Linked DNA regions of Homo sapiens: region 2 is linked to region 1. A link is a loop called in an ENCODE intact Hi-C map of the cell type or tissue named here. Cell type or tissue: ovary. All regions are shown on one strand. Each heading gives the region's core, and the rest is flanking DNA. Links, peaks and the distances in the headings are about the cores only.

The links. A loop is a pair of places that touch in the nucleus more often than their neighbours do. Peaks named below come from ENCODE experiments on the same cell type or tissue, not always from the same donor. Only the 100,000 strongest peaks of a DNase experiment are listed, where the experiment ranks them.
Region 2: a loop joins it to region 1, with 8 times the contacts of the local background. A loop is called at or near these places in 4 of 110 quality-filtered maps.

Annotation. Positions count from the first base shown.
Region 1 is chr6:113,281,056-113,283,987 of GRCh38, reverse strand. No RefSeq gene overlaps it. Among named protein-coding and RNA genes, the nearest start is that of LINC02518, 150 kb to the left of the region's middle. In ovary, for the core only: no CTCF peak of the experiment used is centred there; no DNase peak of the experiment used is centred there.
Region 2 is chr6:113,845,668-113,848,599 of GRCh38, reverse strand. No RefSeq gene overlaps it. Among named protein-coding and RNA genes, the nearest start is that of MARCKS, 10 kb to the left of the region's middle. RefSeq lists an enhancer at 2,204-2,498. In ovary, for the core only: no CTCF peak of the experiment used is centred there; no DNase peak of the experiment used is centred there.

The DNA of each region.
Region 1 (2,932 bases), core at 266-2,765:
GTGGTTTGCTGCACCTATTGACCCATTCTCTAAGTTCCCTCCCGTCACCCTCCATCCCCCAACAGGCCCTGGTGTGTGTTGTTCCTCTTCCTGTATCCATGTGTTCTCATTGTTCAACTCCCATTTATGAGTGAGAACATGCAGTGTTAGGTTTTCTGTTTCTGTGTTAGTTTGCTGAGAATGATGGCTTCCAGCTTCATCTGTGTCCCTGCAAAGGACATGATCTCTTTCCTTTTTATGGCTGTGTAGTATCTCATTGTGTATATATACCACATTTTCCAGTCTATCACTGATGGACATTTGGGTTGGTTCCATGACTTTGCTATTGTAAATGGTGCTTCACTAAACATATGTGTGCATGTGTCTTTACAGCAGAATGATTTATATTCCTTTGGGTATATACCCAGTAATGGGATTGCTGGGTCAAATGGTATTTCTGATTCCACATCCTTGAGGAATCTCCATACTGTCTTCCACAATGGTTGAACTAATTTACATTCTCACCAACAGTGTAAAAGCTTTCCTATTTCTCCACACCCTCACAACATCTGTTGTTACTTGACCTCTAATAATCACCATTCTGACTGGCATGAGATGATATTTCATTGTGGTTTTGATTTTCATTTCTCTAATGATTAGTGATGTTGAGTTTTTTTCATATGTTTGTTGGCCACATAAATGTCTGAAAGATCAGTAATGTTGACAAATATCTAGCTCAACTCAGAGAGACAGAGAGAGGGGATATATAAATTACCAAGATCAGGTATGAAAGAAGGGACATACATATTAATTTTCCATATATTTAAAGAATGATAAATACTATGAATAACTTTATGCTGATAAGTTTGACAGCTTATGTGAAATTAACAAATGCCTTTAAAGACACAAAATTACAAAAGTTATTTAAAAATAGAAAACTGAATAGTGTTTACCAACTAAACATTTTCAATTTCGTTTTAAAAATCTTTCCCGAAGAACATCCCAGGAACAGATAATCTTACTGCTGAATTTTATCTAATATTAAAGGAAAAAACAACTGAACAACTGAAATTCTATATATTTTTTTAAATAAAAGGATAATACTTCCTAACTCTTTATCTGAGGCTAGCATTTCTCTTATACCAAGGTCAGACCTGCACATTATAAGAAAGCAAGCAACAAATTAATATTCCTCAGGAATGCAGAGAAAAAGTCTTTGATAGTAACAAATCCAGCAACATTTAAAAATAATAAATTGTGACAAAGTCTAGTTAATCCCTAGATTATAAGGTTGGTTTAGCATTTAAAAATCACTCAGTAATTAATCAATTAACAAAGTAAAGGGGAAAACCATGATTATCTTTATAGATGCAGAAAAGGACATCTGACAACATTCAATACTCATTCACGATAAAAATTTATGAACAAGTTAGGAATAAAATGTAGTTTTCTCACCCTGATAAAGGGTACTTTAAAAATGTCAGCTAACATACATAATGATGAAAGCTTGAATGCTTTCTCCCCCCAAATTGGGACCAAGTAAAAGGATATCTGGCCTTACCACTTCCATATAACACGTTGCTTGCTTTCCTAGCCATAACAACAAAAGAAGTAAAATAAAAGACATACCGATTGGAAAGGAAAGAGTAACATTTTCTGTACTAACAGACAACATGGCCACATATAAACAAAATCCTAAGGAACCTACAAAAAACCTGCTGAAATTAGTAAGGGAATTTAGCAAAATCTTAGAATACAAGGTCAATAAACCAAACATAAAAATCAATTGAACTCATAAATATTTGCATTGAACCACTGAAAAATAAATTTTAAAATATTTCATTATTAATAACATCAAAAACATGAGATATTTAGTGATTAGTTTAATAAAGTGGGGGACAAACCTGTACACTGAAAACTACAAAAGATTACTGAGAGAAATTAATGAAAACCTAAATAAATGAAAAGATATAACATGTTCATCACTTAAGAGGACTCAATGTTGAGATGTTAATTTTCCCTAAACTCATCTATAGAATTAATATGATTGCAATCAAACTCCAGCAGACTTTTTTTTTTAAAAGAAATTGACAAACTGTTTCAAAAATTTATTTGGAACTGCATTGTTAATAGTTTTGCTACATGGTTTTCCTGATGTTTCCTGCACATGCCAAAGAACTGCTCCCCATCCTCAATTAGGTATTAACCAGGCAGGAATCCTCTATGGAATTAATCCATGTGAATAGTGAAAGAGATTCACAAAGATGCCAAATATATTTACATTTCATAATGAGATAAATTGGTGGAATTTTAAGAATGTGACAGACTGACTTAAAAATTTTGGTGGTATGCATATGATCTGTTTACCCAGGGAGATGCCACCATCTACTAAGGTTATGGTAGGTTGAGAATGTGCCACAAGGGCAACCCCTCTGCCGGCATTTCTCAGCAACTTAGTTTTCTCATGAGACCACAGATGCTCTAAAAATGTTTTTTAAATGTTGTTTGTTTGTTTGTTTTCTCATAATGCTTTCCTTAGCACTAGTGGCTGTTTCCAAGAATTGTAAGAGGGATATTTGTAAGAGCAAGAACAGCTTACATTACAAAAAATTATCTACAATATTTCATCATTAATAACTGTGGTTTCTTTCTATAACAACAACTGCTTATAAAAGGCAGACTTCATTAACATTCCTCAGTCCTGCTGAGTCTCCCCTGCAGCTCTCAGCAGTCATTCACATTTCCAAAAAGCAGGAAGGTCAAAATTCTGCATCTCCATGTGTCAGAATCACTTCATGACTTCTACTTACATTCAGACCACATGGGTCTCCATTCTTGCTTCTGAAACAGAAACCCAGCAAGAATGCACTCTCTGGTTAGAACAGCCATGTTGGTAAAGCAATGAATACTAAATCTTCAGCCATTCAGCCAAATTAAAAGTATTTGTGACCAG
Region 2 (2,932 bases), core at 145-2,644, 560 kb before region 1:
GAGTGTTGCTTAGAGCAGAGTGAAGCTTTTTGGAATGTAGGTAAAGTAGGGTGTAGAGAAAGGGAGAGAATGTTACAGTTGGAAAGAGAATCCAGATGTGAGATGTGGCTGAGAGATGAGATCAGAGATAAGAAGGTACAGCCCTTCACAGTGCCACTGTGAGAAAACTGTAAGGATTCCTGGGATGGAGGGGACTCATGGCTGAGAATGTAGGGAGTGATGAAAATGTGACATTCTTCCATTAAGGCTACAGTTGGAATTTGATTTACATTTTGATTGTAGGTGTAAATACTTGACAGTTTTAAAATTTCAATCACTATTGTATATATTATTTCATTTAATAGCCACAGTAAATTCAGAGATCAATTAGATCAATTAGGTGAATTCCCAGTTATAAGGCTGTTAAATAATTTGCTTAAAATCCCAACTACAGGCCGGGCTCGGTGACTCACGCCTGTAGTCCCAGCACTTTGGGAGGCCGAGGCAGGCAGATCATGAGGTAAGGAGTTTGAGACCAGCCTGACCAACATGGTGAAACTCTGTCTGTACTAAAAATAAAAAAATTAGCCAGGTGTGGTGGCACGCGCCTATAATCCCAGCTATTCAGGAGGCTGAGGCAGGAGAATCGCTTGAACCTCGGAGGCGGAGGTTGCAATGAGCGGAGATCACGCCACTGCGCTCCAGCCTGGGCAACAGAGAGAGACCTCATCTAAAAACAAAAAAATTCCCAATCTCAACTGTAGCTACCCAGACCAGCCAGTATCTTGTGGTCTGCTGGGACAGACAGGGACTTTGTCACTGCCCTATGCTGAGGTCTCTGTCTCTTTTACATGTCTTCCACTCCCCTTCCTCTCCAGTGTGTGTGCGCGTGTGTATTTTTTTTAGATGGCTTTTTGCTATGTTGCCTAGCTGGAGTGCAGTGGCTATTCACAGGCCTAATCATAGCTCGCTGCAGCCTCAAACTCCGGGGCTCAAGCTACTCATCTTCTTGAGTAGCTGAGTCAACAGGCATGCATCACCACACTCATCTCGTCTCCAATATTGAGGAAAAGATACTTAAGGCAAGTTTTCAATTGACTTTGGATTTTTTCTCATTGCTTTAAATATTGCTTTTATGCCAATGACACAACAATCAGAATTTCCTATCCTAATGGCTAACTGAAATTCCAGCTCTGTATTTTCCATTGTCTCCGTACTGATCTGGTAATTGCTGCTCGTATATTTCTCACCACTTTCTTAAAGTCAGGTTATTGTTTTCCCATCTAAACCAGCTCATCTTCTGAGTGATCTAGTGTACCATGTCTTACACTTTCCACTCAAGATACTTTACAATGAGTCCAAAATGTCTCCAGGAAAGCTAATGATTTCCTTCCCTTCCTTTCCTTCCCTTCCTTCTCTTCCTTTCTCCCCTGATGATTTCTTCAGCTTTCTTGGAGACATTTTAGACTCATTTCTCTCCATTTTTCAGGCTAAGAATAGAACCAGATATAAGGCCTCCTTAGGTTTCAGTATGGTTAAACACTCCACTACCAATTAGAATGTAAAACAAAAAATAAAATAAAACAAACCCTGAAGTTTTTGCCCATTTGTTTAGTTTATAAACCTCTTTTCACCTCCATTATCTTTCACGTCTCAGGCACATATTACATTATGTTGCTTTTTTCTCTAAAATTCCTATTGATTAGACTTTACTAAATATAAAAATAATTGAGTATCAAGGAGAAGACTGGAATTCTCACTGTATAATTTGTTATCAGCTCAGAACACCTCATGGATTATCCTTGTCAAGTTGTGTTGATTTATTTTCCTTTCAAACATCTCTGGTATTTTCTCCCTTCCAAGGACTAAAACTCAAGTCAATGTTCTTGATATTTTCTGCCTGAATTACCTACTAGGTCATCATTCCCCTCTCCAGGGCATTCAATGCCACAAATATCTCTCTTGTCACATCTCTGATCAAAAATTGGCTTCTAGTTGCCTGGGATCTAACCCTCCCTGCCTGACTTCCAAGGCTGTTTATAATCTGTCACCATAATCTCTAGACAGAGGACCAGTTTGGATCACTGAATGATGATTTATTAAACTCTTCCTTATAATTGTTTTAATTTGCCTCCCAATAAAGAACTAGTAGTTACAAGTTTTTAATATAGACCCAATAAATATACTTTATAGAGAAAAGACTGAAGAATTCCAAGATATTTTATAATTTAAAAAAATTTAGGAAGCCAGTTTTTCACCAGTGTCTCTCCCTCTCTCCTTTCTTCCCTAAAAACTAAGCAGATTTCAAGGAGGTTATCAACTGATCTCCCTTTTTACTGAGAAGAGAGCCTTGTCTTTGAACTTCTCAGGGTCCTGTCACAGTCTTTTATGTTTGTCTGACTCAACCACAGCAACAGTTGCATCAGTAGGGGCAAAATGTCCTCCTAAGAAGCAGAGAAGAGAAAATGACAATTGATAAATAATAGATATTTCCTCCTGATTATGTTGACAAGACCAGTTTTCCTTCTTGATCAAAATACTTTTTTTCATGTCCTTAACATTTTATTTTCTAACACTAACACTTAATTTCTTTATCTCCTGCTTTTTCCTACTGTAACTTTTTTTTTTTTTTGAGAAGGAGTCTTGTCTCAGTCACCCACGCTGGAGTGCAGCAGCGCAATCTTGGCTCACTGCAACCTCTGCCTCCCAGGCTCAAGTGATTCTTCTGTCTCAGCCTCCCGAGTAGCTGAGATTACAGGCATGCACCACCACGCCTGGCTAATTTTTGTATTTTTAGTAGAGACAGGGCTTCACCATGTTGGCCAGGCTGGTCTCAAACTCCTGACCTCAGGTGATCCTCCCACCCCGACCTTCCAAAGTGCTAGGATTACAGACGTGAGCCACTGTGCCCAGCCTCTACTGTGGCTTTAAATGTCCTGAATACTTAAACTAT